3 separate regions of the Homo sapiens genome follow, and all the other regions are linked to region 1. Evidence: chromatin loops called from intact Hi-C (ENCODE). Cell type or tissue: heart right ventricle. All regions are shown on one strand. Each heading gives the region's core, and the rest is flanking DNA. Links, peaks and the distances in the headings are about the cores only. Region 1 has its middle 68 kb from the start of PRSS23-AS1. Region 2 overlaps LOC107984361 (a long non-coding RNA gene). Region 3 overlaps TMEM135 (transmembrane protein 135).

Region 1 (7,677 bases), core at 1,271-6,270:
CACCCTTCATCCAGAGAAGTACATGACAAGAGAAATGTGAGTGATACAACCGTAATGCTCTGAGTACAGGGGTGGGGAGCTGCAGTCAGTAAGGAGAATGGTAGGGTACAGGAGTGAAGGGGTCAGTGCATGCAGGGTAAAATGACATTAGGAGAGATTACGCTCTTATAATTACATAGAGGACTACCTGCCTATTTAAGCAACATCACCCTATGACTAAATTCATTTATTTAAAATCCATTCATCATCTATTCATTCATGAATCAACTTTTCAAGTCAGCATTCATTGAACACCTTTTATATATGCCAGGCACTGCATTAGACTCTGGGTATTTAAGGATGAGCAAGATACCCATTGCTATGATTTCAATGTGGTTTGTTTGTCACCAACAAATCTAATGTTGAAATTTGATCCCAGTGTTGGAAATGGGGCCTAATGAGAGGTATTTGGGTCATGGAGTAGAATCCCTCATGAATAGATTGATGCCCTCTCTTGGGTGTGAGTGAGTTCTTACTCTACTAGTTCCCATGAGAGCTGCTTGTTAAAAAGAGTCCCCCACCCATCTCTTGCTTCCTCTCTCACCACGTGATCTCCACATACACCAGCTCCCTTTCACCTTCTGCCATGAGTGGAAGCAGCCTGGGGCCTTCGCCAGGTGCAAATGCCCAATCTTGAACTTTCCAGCCATCAGAATCATGAGCCAAGTAAGGCCTTTTCCTTTATAAATCACCCAGCTTCAGGTATTCCTTTATAGCAACACAAAACAAACTAAGTCACCCATTGTGCCCTAGAGAAAGAGACTCAGTACATCAGTGATGTGGCAGATACAGAACCAGGGTATCTAATCTAGCTTCATCCCCGAGCAGAAATGTCTTCACATATACTAGTGAGTTTCTATATCTTTGTTAACCTCACTCTTACCATCTGGAATGCTCTCCCTCACAACTTCTCTGTGATAAAACCACCTTCATCCTTAAGGGCCTGGCACAAGGCCTCCTTCTCCTTAAAACCTCCCCAAGCTGGCTCTCAAAACTATTCTCTCATGCCTCTGTGTTCCCACAATGCCTTGCACCTGAAATTTAGGCTCTATCAGGGCTGATTTCCATGGGAACTGTGGTTTACAACTGTCTCCTAGATCAAACCCACAGTGTCTTAAGAACAGAGTGTCATAAGGACAGGGCCTTGCCTTCATCATCTTTGTAGAGTGTACATACTGAGGAAGGGATCAATAAATGAATGGCAAGATGCTTTACTCTTCTCCCAACTTTCTTTCAGGGGTATAACAACCATCCTCCTTCTGAGACCCTAGTATACACCAAGCTATGAAAATAAAAGATAAGCCAGGCACAGTGGCTCATGCCTGTAATCCCAGCACTTTGAGAGGCCAAGGCTGGAGAATTGCTTGAGCCCAGGAGTTTGAGATCAGCCTGGGCAACATAGTGAGACCCTGTCTCTACAAAAAATAAAATAAGTTGAGTGTGCTGGCAAGTGCTTATAGTCCCAGCTACTTGGGAGGTTGAAGAAGGAGGGTCGCTTGAGCCCAGGAGGCTAAGGCTGCAGTGAGCTGAGGTTGTGCCACTGCACTCCAGCCAGTGACAGAGTGAGACCCTACCTCAAAAAAAAAAAAAAAAATACAACAGAGGATTTTGTAATGTGAGTGGAGGTATGGAAAAGAAGTGAAGGCCACTGAAGCACAACTTGAAAGAATATGCTAGGAGGCTACTCGCCTCGGCCCCTCTTCACCTCAGGGACCCCACTACAGCTCCACAACACATAATGAATGATAATTCAAGCCAAAGGCCAAGGAGGAAAAAAAAGTGAAGCCTAGGGGACATGGGAGCGAAAGGCTGAGCAAAGGCATTTGAGACCACAAGGAGCTGTGGGAGAGGACAGGAGAGGCTCCCAAGAGACCCTCAGAGCATTCATGAGCATGAAGGACAAAGGCTGAGCACACCCTGTGAACTCAATGGAGTGAAAGAAGCACTGACCATTCTCTAGTCAACATGAGACTTTGGTGGGTTCCTTGAGTGAGAAAGAGAAAACTGTTCTTCATCTCCTTCTGGGTTCCATGTGGTATGCTGGCTGAACAATAGCAAGTATGGATGATGGAGGCTGCACTGATCCACACTCAGTGGTTAAGAGCAGGGAAAGAGGTTATAAATGTTGTTGAAAGAGCAAAGGAATGACACATTCATTTATGTAAGGGGGCTTGACCGATATTAGGAGGAACAAGGGAACTCCTAGCCCCACAAGGCACTGGGTGACTTTTTATTATAGGGACCCCAGACATTGCAAAGACTCCTTCCCAGTCTCCCTTTGACCCTGTGTAGCCAAGAAAATGCCCTTGAGCACCATCTAATTTAGGTCATTGCATGCCATGGGATTCCTTGCAGCCTGTCACATCTTACTCTGGGAGGAGTGGCAAGGAAGTTAGTTGTCTGGATCTAACTAGCCCTAGAGAGGCAGCTTGCATAGAGGGAAGCAAAGCACTTTGGAATCAGAACACTTGGGTTGAAATCTTTCTCTGTCACTTCCCAACTCAGATTCTGTATAAATTTCTGTTTGTTTTTGAGACAGTGTGTCACCCTGTCACCCAGGCTGAAGTGCAGTAGTGCGATCACGGCTCACTGCAGCCTCAACCTCCCAGGCTCAGGTGATCCTCCCACCTCAGCCTTCTGAGTAGCTGGGACTACAGACTTGCACCACCATGCCCAGCTAACCTTTTGTATTTTTTGTAGAGATAGAGTTTTGCCATGTTGCCCGGGCTGCTCTAAAAGTCCTGGAGTCAAGCGATCTGCCTGCCTCAGCCTCCCAAAGTGCCACTGCTCCCTGCCAATTTTGGATAAGTTTTTAATGACTCTGAAATTCATTTGGAGTGAAAAACAGACATAATGTCAGCTATGCAAATGACTGTTGTGAGAAGAAAAGTAGGTAGACAAACATAACAGATTTGACAGAACATCGTTTGGAATGTAGTCAGTATTTAATAAATGGCAGATAATAACATGAGGGAGACTAAATACCATGATGTATCTAGAAAGCAGCAGCCATGATACATGAAGTTCACAGAAGTCATTTTCTGGTTCACATTTCATCCACATCTACATTCCTTTATCAAACATCAACTGGGCACCTATCAAGGGTTAGACACTATTTTAGGAGCAGAGGATATAGCTTTGAATGAGACAGACATGGGCCCCGCCTTCAAGTTGCTCCGAGCCTAATGAGAGAGGCAAACAATCACTGAAATCTGCCATGGTAAGTACTAGAAATGGCATTGTTCCCAGGGCACCAACGAGAAAGGGCTTGACTGTTTGGGGAAATGGGAAGAGGAGAGAGGCTCAAAGGAGTTAAATGATGTGTCCAAGGTTACAGAGCTGGATTAACTTCTGCAATGCCTCTCAAACGTGATGGTTTAGCTGCCTCATCATGCATCATAGCATCATAGTGCTCACCACCACCAACTGCAATTGTCCCACCAGGAGATGGAGCCCAGGAATCTTCCAGATACTCACGCAGCACCTCTCAGATTGGTCACTGTGAAATAAGCACCGTGTCTCCTAGATTATGAGCACTTTGAGGGCAAGAGCTACATATCTTTCAGAGCCCAACACAGGGTTTGAAACACAGTACGTCGTCAGTAAATATTGAATACTGAATTAATAAGTGAGTGGTACTCACAGAGTTTAACTGATTTGCACAAGATTACTTGGCTAATAAGCAGCAGGGCTGGTGCAGATACAAGTTCTCTGACTCTCTCTTTCAACACTGAGTAAAGGGAAAAAATGAACAACCAGTGAATGACTCCGCCTGGCCTGGAAGAGAAAAGATTCAAATGATCTTTTTTTCCCCAAATCGTTTTCACAGATTATGATATGGCTCCATCTGACCAGCAGAGGGCAGGCTTGGATGGAACTAGCATCCCAGGCCCTCTGACCAGAGTCATCATCTGTGCCTTGGCGCTACAGAGATGGTGATTTTTTTTTTTTAAGGGAGGGGAAAAAACAACAACAAAACCTACCAGAGCTGAAAGTCTTTTCCAAATTATCCCACCTATGTCAACATCCTGTCGTATTTATTGGATGGTTGGATCTGGATAGAAATAGGGCCTCGTACTGTGTTTAGTTCCCTGGATCCCTCGTAACCTATTTCCTTTTATCAGCCCAAAAGTAGCTTTAATCTATTCTCCTTTGGCAGAGATGGGGGTGAGCTAGAACAGGCATGGAGGGGAGGGGTAGACAAATAAGTCAGGAAAAGCTTCTGCTTAGATGGTAACATTTACTTTTTGTCAAATTTAAAACATTTTTGACCTTTATATTTTCAAAAGCGTTTTTCAATCCTTTTCATACTCTTCAGGGATTCCAATTACATATACCTTATATCACCTGAAATTGTCCCACAGGTCGATATGATTCTGTTTATTTATCAATCTTCCTTTCATCTGTGCATCAATTTTTTGTAGTTTCTTTTGATTTGTCTTCAAGTTTATTACCCCTTTCTTCTGCAGTGTCCAATCTTCTCTTTAACCCATCCAGTAAATTGTTCATTTCCAGTCTTGTATTTTTCAGTTCTACAATTGTCATTTGGTTTTTATAGTTTTAATTGTTGAGCTAAAATTCCTAATCTGCAATCATTCTGTCCACCTTTCTTTCAAATTCTTAAACACATTTATAATAGTTGTTTTAAAGTCTTTGTCTGCTAACTCCTACATCCATGTCATCTCTGGGACTATTTATATTGACAATTTTTTTCCTGATTATGAATTACATTTTCTAGCTTTTTTCATATCTAGTAATTTTTTATTATACACTGGACCAGCTGAATTGGAGCGCTTAGACTATATTTTCCTTTGAAGAGCATGGAGTTTTATTTTAGCACGCACTTAAGCTACTAGCAGATCATCTTGATCCTACTGAGGCTTGGTTTTATGCCTTTTTAGGGTGGGTGTAGAGTTGCCCTTACTTCAGGCAATGATCCTTAATTCTAAAATGTGGTCTTTTTAACATCTCAGTTAAATTCTCTGAGTTTTCGATGGGATTTCTTCACTTTAAATGGTTGGAATGTCAACATCTCCAAGCACTGTGTGACCTCTGGAATCATTGTTCAGTTCTCAGCTCACCAGGAACTCTTCTCTTTTAGGCCTTGTGTAGTCTTACCCTGCATATATGCAGCTTAGTTTTCAAAGACCCAATGGGTTCTCTCTGCATATTTTTAAAGTTCCTGCTCTGTACAGTATTCTCTTCTCCAGTACCCTGTCCCACAAATTCTGGCCACCTCAGTAGCCCCAAACTCTATTTCTATTTCTTCCACTCAGCAAAACATCAGAGAACTGCAATCTCTTCCCAAATCATTTTGTAAGTTTCTCTTCTGTTAAGCCTCACAATCGTGTGACTTCTAACCTCCAATGACTGACAACAATTGCCTCATATATTTTATTCCATTTTGTTGTCATTGATAGTGGGAGGAGAACTCTGATATTCATAACTCTACATTGGGAGATATAGAAAGTCAGGAGGTAACATTTAAGCTGAGACTCATAAGATGACAAGAAGCCAACTATGCAGAAAGCCACAGGAATAACATGTTCAGGCAGAAGGGTCAACATGTACACAGGCCAGATAGCAAAGCTTGCTATATTTCTCTCCAGAGAAAATATGTATATATGTGTGACTGTATTTGTGTGCACACATAGGTTGGTAAACATCTATGTAACTAAAGCTATCTCAAATGGCATAATAGTAAAAGCATGGGCTCTGGAATCAAACATCCCAGGGGCAAATCCTGCCACTTACAATTAGCAGTAAGGGGTGTTCAGCAATTCACTTAACTCTTGGTTTCAACTCTTTCTTGTGTCAAATGAGGCTTGTTACATACATGCAGCAGGACTCTCGTGGGGATTAAATGTGATAATGTATGTTAAGTATCTAGCAAGATAATGGAATAAATAGTATATAATGTGTTATTATTTCCTCTTCTGTAAGTTTTTAAATAATGTTCAAAGAGTGAAATATAATGTATAAAATATGGGGCAATGTATAAAATACAGAAACTATTTTCCAAATATAAATACCACTTTTCTGAGTTCTTTAAAGTTCTTGAATATCAAGTTATTCAACTAGGAACAAAGGAAAGTTTCACACCTATCCCACACTTAACACGTTCCTGATTCCAACATTCTCTTATTTGGGTTATTTATAAACATATCCGTACTCTGCCCATTCCTCCACCCTCAGGTCAGACTGTTAAGGTCATTTGAGTGCAGAGACAAGTTTTATTTATATTTGTCTCTCTTACAGACAGTGGCCCAGCATCTAGCACATAGTATGTTTTTTCAAACATTATGAATTTTTCTTCAAAGGAGTAAATAGACTTAATTTTTCATACAAGAAAATAAAATTTGGAGTTATGCATATACCACACCAAAGCAATCTGTTATAATGATGAAAACCCAATTATCCCATTGTGATTCTACTTAATACTGAACAACCCACCAGGAGTAGTAGAAAGAAATGGGAAAACAGAGACCTGGTTTCAAAACCTAGCTCCCTCCTATTTACTAAATGACCTTGAGTAAGTTGCTTAATAGCCTGAATTTCAGTTTCCTTATCTATGACAAAGGGATAATAACTACCTCATGGGGTCTGTTATAAAGATTATTAAGAAATAATATATCTAAAGACTCTACCACAGAGCATCCATGCTACATTGTAGGAACTCAGTTCTCATCATTCAATGGACTCAATCAACTATTAATTAACTCTGAATTTTTATGTACAACAGTAAGTCTGGCTGATCCTCCACTGTATTTCAGGGGCTATGGTGGACACCCACCTATGATATTGTCTATCCAACCCCCTCTGTCCATTTGAGAATAGTTCTTCTTTCAATTGCAACCTTGTGATTTGCACACACAGGAAATTATATATATACATATATATACACACACACACACACACAGATATATGTATATATATATACACACACACACATATATATGTATATATATATACACACACATATATATACATATATATATATTTTTTTTCTTTTTGAGATGGAGTTTCACTCTGTTATCCAGGCTGGAGTACAGTGGTGCAATCTCAGCTCAATACAACTTCTGCCTCCCAGGTTCAAGTGACTCTCCTGCCTCAGCCTCCTACAGGCATGCACCACCATGCCCAGCTCATTTGTGTGTGTGTTTTTAGTAGAGTCGGGGTTTTCCTATGTTGGCCAGGCTGGTCTCGAACTCCTGAACTCAAGCGATCCTCCCACCTCAGCCTCCCAAAGTGTTGGGATTGTAGGCATGAGCCACCGTGCCCAGCCTATATTCTTAAAGATTGTACCCCTGGCCATAGCTGATTGGTCCAGAGATGGGCATCTAACCCATGCAAGGCCACTCAGAGCCTTTCCCTCAATTTTTCAAACTCAAAGTAAGTAAACACCTCACTGATGGTGAATGTTGCAAGATGTGAAATTTGTGAGTTTTGACAACCATGTTCCACTATCAGATGGAGGAAGCCAATCTGTAGAGCAAGAGAATGAACGGACGGAACATGAGAGGCATAAAAGAGAACCAGAGAGAGGGAGATGTGGAAGCATTTGAGTTCCTGACACTAAGTTGCATCAGAGCTCTTCCTGTGATTTAGTTACTCAGACTTTCATTCATGTGAAGTTCC
Region 2 (7,677 bases), core at 1,102-6,101, 550 kb after region 1:
AAGACTTATTCAGAGAGCAAGTGTTGTACCTGGACATATGAGATATGCTTTTAGCACAGGTAGCTAGGAGCTCAGATGTGGAAAAGACTAGATGCACAAAGTGGGTAGTCCTTTCAATTAACCAAACAAAATGAAGAAGCTAAGTTGTACTAAAACTTGGAAATTAATTGACAAATATTTATTTTGCATTATCCCTTCATACTTTCATGTATTAATTCAACCAGTATGTGTTGAAGTCTTTCTCCATGCCAAGCCATGGTCAAGAGATTGGAGACACAAAGATAAACATATGGTCTCTGTCCTTGAGAACTCTATTCCTAGATATTAATTAGCGTATGTTAAGTTTTATGCTGGAGCTGGTGCTCTAACAGATGAGAAACATGCCACCTGTCTGTCATTAAAAGACAGGCTCCCCAGCACTTTGGGAGGCCGAGGCGGGCGGATCACGAGGTCAGGAGATCGAGACCATCCTGGTTAACACAGTGAAACCCCATCTCTACTAAAAAAATACAAAAAAATTAGCTGGGCGTAGTGGCGGGTGCCTGTAGTCCCAGTTACTCAGGAGGCTGAGGCAGGAGAATGGCGTGAACCCGGGAGGCGGAGCTTGCAGTGAGCCGAGATTGCGCCACTGCACTCCAGCCTGGGTAACAGAGTGAGACTCCGTCTCAAAAAAAAAAAAGAAAGACAGTCTCAGAGTTCAGAGATACACTAATACTCTCTCAACAGAGTCATGAGTTATAATAATTGCATGTACAAGGTGTGCAAGATAAGAGTCCTCAAGCTCAACTGTGGGTGTGATCAGGCAAGGCTTCCAAGAAGAGAGATGTTGAAAGTTAAAGAGGAGCTTGCCAATTAAAGAAGGAAAGGAAATGTGGCATGAGGGAGCACAGTCCATCTGGAAATGTGGATGCTTGCTGAGGTATGCCTGTAAGGAGATCCCTAGGAGCTGACCCTGAGGAGTAGCTGGGTCCCAGTGGACCCTTCTGATGAGGGTGCATGGGCCCATTCAGCTGGCGTGAGAGGCAAGCAATGAAAGTACTGGGAGCAAAAGTTGAAAAGATGGGTCAGGGCTAGGCCATGGTGGCCATAAATGCTGGACTAAGGAGTTTGGACTTTATTCCATCGGAAATGAGGCTATCTATGGAAGAATTTTGGCAGAGACAGGACACAATCACTCTCTGACTCAGAATTTATTTCTGCCTACCTTGACCTCCTTCCTCCCACACCCACAACCAAACTTTCCACAGCCAATATTAATAACATTCTGCTCAGAGTCAGAGTTATTCTTGTTGTCCCTTTACGTTTCCCTTCCTGTCTCTTGCACGTTCTACTCCTCCCGTCGCCTGTGGCATATAGTATACTATATCAGGTACCAAAGCTCCTAATAAGTTTTGGCAGAAGCAAATACTTGATAATGATTTTCTGGGAGGAAAAAAATCACTTCTTCTGCCAAAGTCTAAGGGGTCTGTATTGTGAGATTAGCATATAGATGACCTTGCTCTCTGCTCTTGATTCAGCTTTGGTGAGAACACAGAGCTTTTAAGTTCTTGTTACATTTTTAGTTTCTCAGGTCCCCCAGAGCAGTGTTCCTGAAAGAAGAGTAGGGAGAATTTCTGGAAATAAAAAGGTGCAGCCAATTCTCTGATCCTGAGAAACCTGCAGACTCATTTACCTGGAAGAAGGGAATCAGCTCCTGCAGGCTCTGCAAGGAGCACCAGGAGGCATGCATGGCTCTTCTACTGGTGGGCCCATGCCTCAGTTTCCCCTTCGGGAAAAAACCTCTTCAAAATCTGATGGTCTTGTAGTGGCTTAGCTTAGCTGGTAAGGTGAATTTTTCATTCACTCAAAATGTAATATTGTGCACCTTCAATTGTGGTCAATTTTGAGGATACAAAAAATGAAAAGTAACATCTCTGCTCCCCAGTGTCAGACAGCAAATGGTGATAGTATCTAAGAATGGAGCAGGAGCCTCATTTTCTTGCATGCAAGGTAATTGGGCCAAAATTGATTTTCATATGGTTTGTCTTTAAATAGGAAAAACCTACTTAAACTTAGTAGGCTGGCCTATTTGCCTATGCTATTCTTTTTTTCCTGGGATACTCTTTCCCAGTGATTTACCCATCAAGGCCCATGCATTTTTCAAGTCTCAGCCAAATGCTGCCACCCTTCTGTAGCTTCCCTACCTATCCAAGGCAGGCCTGATGGCTCCTTCATCTGTATACTCACAGCATGGAGTCCTTCATTTCAGTGCTTTCTCACTAGGTTAAAGTAATAGCAACATGTCTGTAATAGCACGTGGACTTGAGCATGTGAATAAGGGGAGTCGCATCCTCTCTATCTCGAGAATGGAAGTGGTGGCAGGATGGACCCCCTGGAGAAGCCTCTCTGCCTCTTCATGCCGCCTGGCACCTGTGTCCTCCTCCCTGACCACTCAGGGCCAAGTGCAATTGTTGGTTTCCCCACCTGAAGGACTGATCGGATGGTTTGCACTAAAGATACATTGCAAATGATTCTCAGTAAGGGCAATGATGGAAAGCTTGGGATGTATTAGAATCATCTGAGGGGCTCAGGAGACTGTCCCACTCTCTGCTGCCAAGACTGCCACAGTGGAAGGAACTAGGCCTTGTGTGACGGAATAGCAGCCATGTGGCTATCACTCTTGAGGACAGGGAGTACGCTTTTCTTCTTTGAGTCTTCAGCTCTTAGCATGGGGCCTGGAACATGGCAGGGTTCATTAAATTCATGACTGAATGAGAATAAATGAAAAGGGCTAGGCTCATTAGCTTGGGCAGATGTATACCTCACATTCTATGTCAGTGGTCAGGTCCAGAGAGCTGGCAGGCAGGGAAAGGAGATGGGCAGACACATTTAAATAATCGTATTGAGTCTTGGGGAAAGGGTCCAGGAAGAAAGATGCTAACTAGATCCAAGTGCCAAGAATCCAAGAGAGCTTTGAGTCACTGCTTACTCTGATGGAGAATCTAAAGAGGGATGTTTAAGGTAGAACAGTGACACCTAGTGGTGGAAGAATGACCTGCTAGATCCTTTCCCATCAAGCTCCCCATCCTGCTTCTCTGTCCTCCTGTTCCCTTGGCAGGTTGGGACCTTGGTGATACCAGTGGGTGCCTAGAGAAAGAAGTGTGCTGTCTCAGGCTCCTACAGGACGCCGTGGTTTGCTGGTCTCCAGGGTGGATGGATGAGTAGATGGTTTGACCATGAAAACACAAACATTGTGCCTGTGACTAATGACACTATATTGTATATTTAAAATTTTGTTAAAATGATAGATCTCATATTAAATGTTTTTCTACAACACACACACACCAAAACACAAAGCCAGCCAATCACATAAAAAAACTCAACAAACCCAGTCTGATTCTGTTACAGGGCCAGACTAGATGATTGTAGAGGTCCCCTGGTCAACTCTTTTCGAGCCTAGAGAGGGAAAAGGACCAGTCCAAAGACACATAACAAACTAGTTACAGAGCCAGGGCCAGAAGCCAGGTTTCCTGCTGCTCAGAAAAGAGCCCTCTCTATCAGCCTTCCTCTGCTGACTTTGACAAGGTGGAATTATGCCACAGTGAATAGAAAGGTACTGAGAGAGGAGCAAATCAAGGGGAGGGGAAGCTTGAGGATGTAAGCAAGGGGAGTCACATGCTGTCTACCTGGAGAATGGAAGTAGGGGCAGGATGGAGCCCCCTGGAGAAGTCTCTCCACCTCTTCATGCCAACCTGGCACCTGCGTCCTCCTCCCTGAGCACTCAGGGCCAAGCGTAATTGTTGGTTTCCCTGCTTGAAGGACTGATCTGATGATTCACGCTACTGATGTGTTGCAAATGATTCTCAGTAAGGGCAATGATGGAAAGCCTGGGATATATTAGAATCATCTGAGGGGCTCAGGAGACTGTCCCATTCTCTGCTGCCAAGATTGCCACAAGGGAAGGAAATGGGCCTTGTGTAACCCAGAGGAGCCTGGGTGAGGTGCTGGAGGCATTCACCATGGGGCTCTGGCTAGGAGAGCCTGTTTTCTGTCATGTTATGCTGCCCAGTGGAGTTTTCCCAGCAGAGCTGTCTCCAGTGGCCTCCTGGCTGCCTGGCATGGAGATCCAGTCTCTCTTGGAAAGTCTGGACAACTCTCCCCTCTAACTCCAGCTTTCCATGTATATTTTTCCTCTCAGCCTTGGTGCTTTGTCTGCCTGACTTTTCAATTGACTTTCCCCTGAGTCACAAATTCCCCAGCTCCTCCTTCCCCGCAGGCTATCCCAGGTTCCACCATAGCTGGGAAAGGCAGGAAGCAGCTATCTCTCCCTTGGAGCAAAATTTGTCAAACACAGAATGGAAACAGAGCTTGCTATCAACGTGCTGAAAATGCTTGTTGCTGGATACAAAATGTGATATCAAGATACTCCAGAGATACGCCCTTGCTGTTTCTCTAGAGTCCTTCTCTTCAGGTGATATTTGGTTATTTATTTTAGCAGTTAAAAAATTCTTAACTTTATTTAGTGATTTTAACATGTCTCTGAAAACATAGGTATTTCAGGGACAAATGAAGCCATGTGGAAAATGACTAAATGCAAAATGACTTGTTAGTCATTGTAATTAGCAAACAGATCTATTTTTGGCTAATTTATATAGCATTAATTACAAATACTTAGGGGATGTTTACTGGGTCTTGTGGGCTTTGCAGGCCTTGGATTGTGCTAAGCACTTCATGTGCATTTTATGGTTTAATCCCTCACAACAACACTCCAAGGGAGATAATTTTATTATCTCAATTTGCAGTTGTAAAAACAAGCTTAGTGACTTGCCCAGAATCACATAGCCGGCTGTCAGGTCCTTGATGGCAGGGACCTTGCCTTATCTCCTGATGTCCTCCATTTGCCTGCCACAGGATCCTAGAAATAATAGGGCCAAAGAGATGCTGGTGAATGATGTTGGTGAAGATGATGATAACAAATGATGACTTCCGACTAAGATGCAAGGTTTCTCCTACTCCACCATTTACTTCCTTACTCTGTTCCCAGACGTACTCTGTTCCCAGACGTAATCGGGACAAAGATACTCCCATTACAGACTGTGGAAAACATCTCACCTTCCCTCCAAGCTTGGGAATGGTGAGAATGCCTTGATTCTATTGTTGCTTCTGTTTTTCATCTGTAAAATGGGGACAAAAGTATGACTTTAGGGTAAATGAGACATAAACGTACATCATAGACGTAAAAACACTTTTTAAGTTGTTAATCATTAAACAAGAGAGATGTTACTTTGATGAATAGTCTGCTATTCAATATTAATAATAATGTACACACCAAGCTGAAAGGTGGGCTACCTTCTCCTTACTCCGTACGTAAAGCAAAATTGTGATCTCATCTTCCATGCTTGCATCTTGGTATTTCGAAGGTGGAAAGAGACAACGGGAGCTACTCATTCCTCCTCTTAGGAAGGAGGGCCTGACTTTCAAGTCTATTTTCTTGCTGTAGATGGAAAAAAAAACCTGATTTTGAATGCCAGAGCTGAATACTGTAATTTTAGTATTGCACTAACCCCAATCACCCATCACCCCACAGATAGATGCCTTGGGTTGAAGACTCTTTCATTATACATTAAACTGGTGTTAATTCAAATTTAGTGCTTGGCTGGGGGCCTGTCCACAAACTTTTTGTTACTAGCCTATAAAAAGATACATTTAGCAATTAATGGTAAACATTTAGAAATATTTCACAGCAACTTTACAGAGTTATTTTTATATCTGTTGAATTGAAGAAAAAATAGTGGCTTGCATTTTGTTTGTCCTTTTAATATTTAACAATACATTTTTATTGCCTTTTCCAAAAGTATAAGTCTGTGGTCGATTGAAATTTTTTTAAAAATGTTATTCCCTACTGGTAGTTTGAGAAGTACTGCTTTATACCTGAAAAGGAGGGAGTAGATGATTTTTAGCCTTTTATGCTAAGGATCCTTTCTAGCTCTATGAAAATGTGTTTGCCTCCCTCTCAGGGACCACACCATGTGGTATGATGAAGGACCTGACTATGACCAGCCACAGAAGGGCTCATACACCCTTCCTCCAGGGAATTAGGTGAGGACTCACTTTCTGTTGGTAAGCTCAAGAGAGCCACCGAAGTGATTATTTTCCCAACAACATCAGAATTTGCTCTTTGGCGACTCCTGCCTCTCACTGGATACAGAAGTAACTGGCAACATTTTAAATATGTGGCTCACCAAGCACATCTTTACCATAAAATGAGAAAACGGGCTCAGAGGGATGAAGTAACTTGTCCTAGGCACATAGCTAGTAGAGCTTAGAATCCAGATTTAAACCCAGGTCTGTTTTCTCCAAGAGCTCATGATCCTGCCAGTTTATCACAGTTTGTTTGGAAGGTTGAGACACACAGTCTCTGCAAAAACTGTTGAGGAGTCTGGAGAAGGGGTAAAGAGAAAGTCAGTCGGGCATACTCAGGAGGTGGAGAAGTGTGGAGAAACTGACAGAGCGGGACAGAAGTGTCAGGCATTGCTATGGGTTAGAATGAGCCCCCCACCCCAATTCATATGTTGAAGCCCTAACCTTCAGTACCTCAGAATGTGAGCTTAAGGGAGATAGGGTCTTTTCATAGGTAATCACATTAAAATGAGATCATTAGAATGGGCCCTAATCCAATATGATGGCATCCTTCTAGAAAGGGGAAAATTTGGACCAGACATATATAGAGGGAAGATCATGTGATGAGACATAGGGAGAAGGTGACCATTTACAGCCAAGGAGAGAGGCCTTAACAGATCCTTCCCTCAGAACCCTCAGAAGGAACCAAGCCTGCTGGTGCCTTGATTTGGACTTGATTTGGACTGGATTTAATGATTTGGACATCGTTAAAGATTCCAGAGATGGCTGGTTTCCGCCAGTGGGAGGGAGAGGACCTCATGCCGGCTCCATCACTGATAGTGTCTTATGCTGTTAACATGTATTTACCAGCCTGTCAGGGCAGAGGGAATGAGGATGTTCTCTGCAAGCCTGTCAACTTTCTCATCCAGTTCCACTCTCACTGTCCTGACTCCTCATGAATTTCTGGCCATGAGTCATTCTTTCAGGACTGAACTCTACAGCCCTGTTACAGAGAGATTTTCACCAGATCCAACTCTACTAGCCTTAAATGTATAGTAAGCATTGCATTGGATGGTGCACATGTTTGAAATAAGTAGCCCAGGCCCTCATTTGCTTCCTTCGGGGGCAGGCAGACGTTCTACGTCTACCACCTCAGAATTCCTCTGAGTTCTGTTGAAAAGACAGACTACTGAGAATGAGCAGGCCACCTGAGAAGGGAGCCATCTGTGTTCTATGGAGGAACAGGGCTCTTCTGGCCATGGGGAGGCCATGGGAATAGGAAGCCAAGGAAGATTCAAATGCTCTGCTTCACAAAGGAATATTTTCATAAATGCCACAGTCACTCTTGTGGGAGGGTCCCTCTGACTATATGGAGAGGCTCTCCGAGCCTTTTCTGGAGGCTTCTTGAGTACTTCCTTACTCACCTTTTGAAACAACCAATTTGCACTTTGGGGGCAGAAGGATTTCTTTGGAGGAATATTTCACATTTTTTTGCAGTGATGGAAGTGGGCATTGTCAGATGGTCTGCAAAGATGGTGAAGGTTGGTTGCCACTATTTTGTCTATGAATGGTTGTCTC
Region 3 (7,677 bases), core at 1,008-6,007, 420 kb after region 1:
GGAGCACACCACGGGGTGGGGGTGGGGCTCGGGCATGGTGGGCTGCAAGACTACATAAAATTGCATGAATTTTCTTTAGAATAAAGAGAATTGGGAGTCACAAATTAGAGGCATTTAAATAGGCATCCTGGTTCCTTTTTGACTTTCAAATTAAACTTTTCAATTGTATTCACTCTGATTAAATTTATGCTTACGGTAACAAGACTAATCAGAATTTTGAAGTTCCAGCTATTGTCTGTAACTGTTATATGTCATTCTTTTCATAACTCCAACATAAATGTTTACACTTGAACTTTCAGCATTTTCTGTTTTAATTAATTTTGTTCACATAAAATAATGTAACTTTTAATTTTGATACTGAGTGACTTAGATGGCTGATATAATCAGAATAGAATAGAATATTTTAAGAATTATCAATGTGCACTATTTTAAATCCAATTTTTCTTTATTTTTTGCTAACTGAATCTTTTCACATATTTAATTGTGCTTTAGCATGTATGTAACACTTTACTCCAATTGAATAATTTGAGGTAGATGATGTAAAATGCTGAATAAAAGAAATTTAGAGCTGAACTCATGAAGTACAAATAGAGTAGCTCTTAAAAAGCTACCTTTGCATTCTTCAAGTGATCAGCAACACAATGTCTTCTGTATATTAGATGCTCAATTAATGTTGAGTGAATAAAGATATATCATGTAATATTTAATGAATATTTGAGTTTCCTTCTAGTTTAATGAGTAAAAGAAGGACTCTGAAGTGCCCCAATTGATACTTAATAAATGTTTGTTTTTTGGCCGGGCGCAGTGGCTCAAGCCTGTAATCCCAGCACTTTGGGAGGCTGAGGCGGGCAGATCATGAGGTCAAGAGATCAAGACCATCCTGGTCAACATGGTGAAACCCCGTCTCTACTAAAAATACAAAAATTAGCCGGGCCTAGTGGCAGGTGCCTATAATCCCAGCTAGTCGGGAAGCTGAGGCAGGAGAATCGCTTGAACCCAGGAGGCGGAGATTGCAGTGAGCTGAGATCACACCACTGCACTCCAGCCTGGCGACAGAGTGAGACTGCGTCTCATAAATTAATAAATAATAAATAAATGTATGTATGTATGTATGTATTTTTTATCATTATAGTTACCTAATTATCCATGTTCATTGGGATCATAGTTTCAAAAAATTTCAGCCTAAATCATTTATTTCAGATAGTTGTTTTGTGCCTCTTTCTAGCAAAACTTTTACAACCCTGTTAATTAGTAAAGTTGACTAGTTTGAGTTTTATATTCTTTGCCATTTGTTGGTGGAATAAAGATGAATAACTTTTGCCCTGTTCAATCTGTTCCTAAATGATCAAGAATTGATTTTTAAGATTAAACTGTACAAATAATATATAAATTTATGCTTATTGTAAAAATTTAAAGTGATGTAGCCCCATAGAAAGTAAAAAGTTATATTTTCCTGCATGCCTCTTAACTCATCCAACTTCAATAGGTAGTCCACTACCCACAGTTTGGTTTTATACGTATCCTATTAGAGGACTTTCTGTAACAATGCCATATGTAAATAATAAACAGCATTTTATATTTTACTATTAATATTTTAGCACCAATGCTAAATATAGCAATAATATTTTATCATTAATCAGATTATGTATATCGAATTGCTTCTTTTACTTAACAGTGTTTCATACAGGTCTTTCTATAGCAGTGTATATCTATCCCAGTAGTTGGTCTTGAAAGACCAAGTTTGAAACTTGAAAAGTTTCTCTTTGAACCTTTGCATGAAGAAGTTCCACCTCAATAAGTTTTATAAAATGATAAGCAAGTATAATACTCTTAGTAGCAACTAGTAATCTTAACACAAATTCAGAGTTTTGTTTGTATGTTTGGTTTTATTCTTGGGGCTAGTGAGATCATTTCTCTTTTTACATCATAAGTGATTGAGAAGAATTCATTCTGTTTTTCCATTGTGATTTTTAATAATAAAGCTACCATTAACTAAAATGATGAAATTTCAGAATTATAAATCATTTAATCAGCCAGTTATTTATGGTAGTCATTTACTTTTAGTTTTTTTATATACAAGGATATTGAGCCCTAAAGTTAAGTGATTTACTCAAGATTGTAGAGAAGTTATGAGTAGCATCTGTATCCTTTCTCATATCAAGATTTTTTTCACTACACCATGCGTTGCCTCTGAAGAAATACTTTTTTTCATTTTTTAGGTGTTTATTTAAAATGCGTAATATAAGCACAGTGGCACATGCCTGTGATCCCAGCTACTTGGGAGGCCGAGGTGGGAGGATTGTTTGAGTCCAGGAGTTTAAGACCAGCTTGGACAACATAGGGAGATCCCATCTTGGGGGGTGAGGAGGAAGAAGTAATAAATAAGTAAATAAAACAAGTAATATTGTTTTAGATGCTTATATTTTTCTTATGTAAAAATTGACACATTAACTTTATTGTGAAAACGTGATTACAATCACAGACATGCAATGGAAAAAAATTCCATATTGTCTGCACCTTCTTCTGAGACCACATTTTGTGTGTATGTAATGTATTTTATCTTTTAAAAAATTGAGAAATAATTGTACATATTCATGGGAGTATACAGTGATGTTTTAATACATATATAGTTATTAGATCTGGGTAATTGGCATATCTGTAATCTCAAATATTTATCACGTCTTTGTATTGGGAATATTCAATATTCTCCTTCTAGCTATTTGAAACTATGTATTACTGTTAACTATAGTCATCCTACAGTGATATAGAACCACTAGAACGTATTTCTCCTACATAGCTGTGATTTTGTATCCTTTAACAAATATCTCCATATCTTTTTTTTTTTTTTTTTTTTTTTTTTTTTGAGATGTAGTTTTGCTCTGTCACCCAGGCTGGAGTGCAGTGGTGCAGTGGTGCGATCTCAGCTCACTGCAACCTCCATCTCCCAGGTTCAACCGATTCTCCTGCCTCAGCCTCCCGAGTAGCTGGAATTACAGATGCCCGCCACCATGCCTGGCTAATTTTTTTATTTTTGTTAGAGACGGGTTTCACCATGTTGGCCAGGCTGGTCTTGAAATCCTGACCTCAGGTAATCCGCCCGCCTTGGCTTCCCAAAGTGCTGGGATTACAGGTGTGAGCCACCGCGTGCAGCCATCTCTTCATATCTTTACCTTCCCCCTACTGTTTCCAGCCTTGAGTATTTTCTGTTCTACTTTCTACTTTTCACTTCTATGAGGTAAACTGTTTTTAGCTTCCACATATGAGTGAGAACATGCAGCGTTTAACTTTTCTGTTCATGGCTTATTTCACTGAGTATAATGTCTTCCAGTCCATCCATGTTGCTGCAAATAACAGAATTTAATCCTTTTTGTGGCTGTATAGTATTCCATGGATATATTCTGGATATTAATCCCCCCTAGGATGTATAGTTTGTAAATATTTTCTCCCATTCTGTAGATTGCGAAGAAATATTTTAAAGATTTATAAAGTACATCTTTTACATCTTTTATATTTACCAAATGAGTGAAAACTGAGTAGACAATAAAAAAATCTTAGAAATCAAAATAGTTTGTTCTCATTCTTTTCAGCTCATTAGAGAGCACATAATGAAGCAGCACATTTACGTTATCCAATTTTGTGTTGGTGCCAAACAATGGGGTTTATATAAAATATAAACATTTTATATTGAATGGATTATAGGAACATCACCCATCATTAAAAGTCTAATATCGAGATATTTACTTGAGAGAACTTAATGTACTTTAATTAAGATTAGTAACATTTTTGCATCCCTATAAATGTGTTTTTAGAGGAAAACCTACAGTAAAGTGTTTGCTATAGAAGTCACACCAATGAACTACAAATTCTTCCAAAAACAGTTTTCTAGCGACATCTGCTGGTACAATGTAATAAAGATGACTATCTCATGAAAGTAATTTCATAGAAAATATCTTTGTGGGTAGAATTGTTTATTTTACTATCATTTACACTTCTAATTGAAAATTTGAACATTTGACCAAGAGTATTATCCTGATAATGATAACATTGAGCTTCTTTATACTTTCCTGTACATAGTATGCGATTCCAACCTGAACCTCTACAGTTATTTGTGTATTTACTAAGTTCTTTGATATTATTATGCAACATATTTCTTTTCCTCCATGTCTTTTTTGGCTCAGTTTTATATCATAATTTGCCTTAGTGCAGAACCTTGCAAGTAGAGATTCAGTAAATATAGACTGACTTACAGTATTTATTTTGTCATTTGCATAGATTAAGTTGAAAAGTCTACATATATGAGTTAAATGCATTATTTTTATGTGCACTTGAAAATAAAAATGAGACTTTATATTAGAAAAGAATGTGATTAGGATAAATGGATTTTTATTTTTCTTCCTTTGAAGAGATTTTCTGCATTATAAGTTGTGGAGAAGCAAAATATATTCAGTCCTTGGACATTTTCTTTACAATTATTTCCTGTATGATTGTATCTAGTCTCATGCATTTAAATACTACATATAAACAAATCAGACCTCTCCCTTAATCCTCAGACTTGTACAGCCAGTTACTTGCTTCCTCAACATTACCGTTTAATTAGTTAACACACATTTTAAACTTAACATGTCCAAAACAAAAGTTTTGATTTTCTCCTTGAAACTGTTTGTGCTTAGTATTCCCTACTTTAATGAGTGGCCGTATTATCCTTCCGTTTGATCAAACCAAAAATTATTTCAGTAATTTGTAAATTCCCTCTCTTTTACTCCACGTTTAAACCATTGAGAATTTCAGTCAGCTCTACTTCTCTCCACCTTCTACAACTATGATCTAGATGACCACAATCATCGTTCCCCTCCTAACTTGCTTCCTTGCTTCTAACCTTGCCCTCCTGTAAGTCTATCCAGCAGCCAAGTGATTTTTTTTTTTTTTTTTTTTTTTTTTTTTTTTTTGAGACAGAGTCTCACTCTGTCACCCAGGCTGGAGTGCAATGGTGTGATCTTGGCTCATTGCCAACTCTGCCTCCTGCCACCTCCCCAGTTCCAGCGATTCTCCCTGCCTCAGCCTCCCAAGTAGCTGGGATTACAGGCATCTGTCACCACGCCCGGCTAATTTTTGTGTTTTCTGTAGAGATGGGGTTTCGCCATGTTGGCCAGGCTGGTCTTAAACTCCTAACCTCAGGTGATCCACCAACCTCAGCCTCCCAAAGTGCTGGGATTACAGGCGTGAGCCACCGTCCCCGGCCTCAAGTGATTCTTTTAAAATTTAAGACAGATCTTGCCACTCCTCTGATGAGAACCTCCCAAAGTTCTTACGTTGCCTAAAGGGCTTATGTGGAATGTAGACCACTCCCTCTCTCCACCCTGATTGCTAGGACCTCATTTCCTACCGCTACTTCCCTCCCCTATTTTGCTCCAGCTACAGTAATCTACTTGCTTCTCTTTACATGCCAAGCTGACTCTGTATCATGGGCTGTATACTTGATTACCTCAAACGGAAATGCTCTCCCCTCTACTCACTAGTGTTTCTGATCAGATTACCAAATTTTACCTCTCGGAGAGGCTCTTCTTAACCATACTGTGTAAAGTAATGAAGCCTGACTACGTCACTGTTTCTCCCCTTATCTTGGAGGTTTGTTTTTTGTTTTGTTTTATTTTGTTTTTTTACCATACCTGTTATCACTATATGACATATTTACTTTTTTATGTATCTCTTTCCCAACTAGAATGCCAGCTCTATGAAACCAGGGATTCTTTATTGTTCACAGTTATGTCCTTAGAACCTAAGGCAGTGCTTATACATAGTGGCCATTTAGTTAATATTTATCGAATAAGTTGGTGAGCCTTAATACTTAAATGGAGAATGTGATTTGATTTACACTATAATAATCAAATCCATAGAATAATGAGGAACCTTCAAATGGAGTCTGCTTTGTTTAAATCTTTATATTGTATTTTCAACATTGAACACGGATTACAATTGTGTTTCATAGTTAGGTTAATGCTCATACAATACTCTTAGTGTCAAAATGTGGGATCATATTACTATTTTAAAGATTCTTTTTATGGGAATAATTACGTTTTTGTTCTTTGGACATAGACATCTGACCCTCAATTACATTAACAAACCTTATACACATGAATGGAAAGAAGAATAGCCTCTTTTGAATCCATGCTAAGACTTTATCAATATGAAGTGCTTCCCACAGAGTTCTGCTGAAAGAACTGAACTTCCATCATAATGAAATTGCAAATTCATTTGTATATGCCCCTCTTATATTTGAAAGCTACTTTTTGATGTTTTGGTTGGCAATTAAATTTATTGTTTAAGGTCACAAATATGCAATTCTGACTAGAACAAGTTGTCAGAATTCTTTATTCAGCATAGCACAAAGATAAATGGCTGTCTTTTAACAATAACATATGAAAGCCAAAATTTGTTCCCAGTTATACATAATCTTTTAATCAGTCTACTGCTTTCTGTTTTCCAGTCAATAGACCCCTTAACCTGCTTCCTCACCATCTTACCTATCTAGATTATGGGTTTTTAAATTACTGCAAAACACTTCATCAGATGGAAAAAGATAAGTTTAAACATTTTGATGCTATAATTTTCCCATGCACATTTTATCCTTCCATCTGAATTCTTTTGCCTTTACCCCTATTCTGTGTAAGGTGGAAAATTATGTAGTATGTTAGCTAAATTCTATGGTTACATTTCTCACTGTTAACATGACTAGAAAGTAGATCATGTTGCTTAATTGAAATTGAGTTTTTAAGTGTTTTTTTTTCTTCTTAAAAAAACAACAAAAAACGAGATACATGTGCAGAACATGCAGGTTTGTTACATACGTATACGTGTGCCATGGTGGTTTGCTGCACCTATCGAGCAGTCCTCCAACTTCCCTCCCCTCACTCCCCACACCCCAACAGGCCCTGGTGTGTGTTGTTCCCCTCTCTGTGTCTATGTGTTCTCAATGTTCAACTCCTACTTGTGAGTGACAACATGTAGTATTTGGTTTTCTGTTCCTGTGTTAGTTTGCTGAGGATTATGGCTTCCAGCTTCATCCATGTCCCTGCAAAGGACATGATCTCATTCCTTTTTATGGCTGCAGAGTATTCCATGGTGTATATGTACCACATTTTCTTTATCCATTTGATCATTGATGGGCATTGGGATTGGTTACATGTCTTTGCTATTGTAAATAGTGCTGCAATAAACATAACGTGTGCATGTATCTTTATAGTAGAATGATTTGTATTCCTTTGGGTATATACCCAGTAATGGGATTGCTAGGTCAAATGGTATTTCTGGTTCCAGATCCTTGAGGAATCGCTATACTGTCTTCCACCATGGTTGAACTAATTTACATTCCCACCAACAGTGTAAAAGCATTCCTACTTCTCCACAGCCTCACCAGCATCTATTGTTCCCTGACTTTTTAATAATCGCCATTCTTACTGGCATGAGATGGTATCTCATTGTGGTTTTGATTTGCATTTCTCTGATGATCATTAATGTTGAGCTTTTTTCATTTGTTTGTTGGCTCCATAAATGTCTTCTTTTGAGAAGTGTCTGTTTTCATATCCTTTGCCCACTTTTTGATGGGGTTGTTTTAAAACATCTCTGGGCATGTGGATTAACTTATTTTCTCAGATTCTGTACTGCATCTAATAAAAATGT

The links. Peaks named below come from ENCODE experiments on the same cell type or tissue, not always from the same donor. Only the 100,000 strongest peaks of a DNase experiment are listed, where the experiment ranks them.
Region 2: it touches region 1 in a loop (4-fold over the local background); 27 of 110 quality-filtered maps call a loop at or near these places.
Region 3: it touches region 1 in a loop (4-fold over the local background); 68 of 110 quality-filtered maps call a loop at or near these places.

What each region holds. Positions count from the first base shown.
Region 1 is chr11:86,866,259-86,873,935 of GRCh38, forward strand. It overlaps a transcript of PRSS23 not described here. Among named protein-coding and RNA genes, the nearest start is that of PRSS23-AS1, 68 kb to the right of the region's middle. In heart right ventricle, for the core only: a CTCF peak has its summit at 3,893 (motif pointing right); a DNase peak (open chromatin) is centred at 3,903; H3K27ac peaks cover 671 bases.
Region 2 is chr11:87,418,525-87,426,201 of GRCh38, forward strand. The region is part of intron 2 of LOC107984361 (a long non-coding RNA gene); the gene reads left to right. Among named protein-coding and RNA genes, the nearest start is that of LINC02711, 300 kb to the right of the region's middle. In heart right ventricle, for the core only: CTCF peaks have their summits at 3,026 (motif pointing left) and 3,235; a DNase peak (open chromatin) is centred at 3,137.
Region 3 is chr11:87,286,604-87,294,280 of GRCh38, forward strand. All of the region lies in intron 6 of TMEM135 (transmembrane protein 135), which reads left to right. Among named protein-coding and RNA genes, the nearest start is that of TMEM135, 250 kb to the left of the region's middle. In heart right ventricle, for the core only: CTCF peaks have their summits at 3,894 (motif pointing left) and 4,094; no DNase peak of the experiment used is centred there.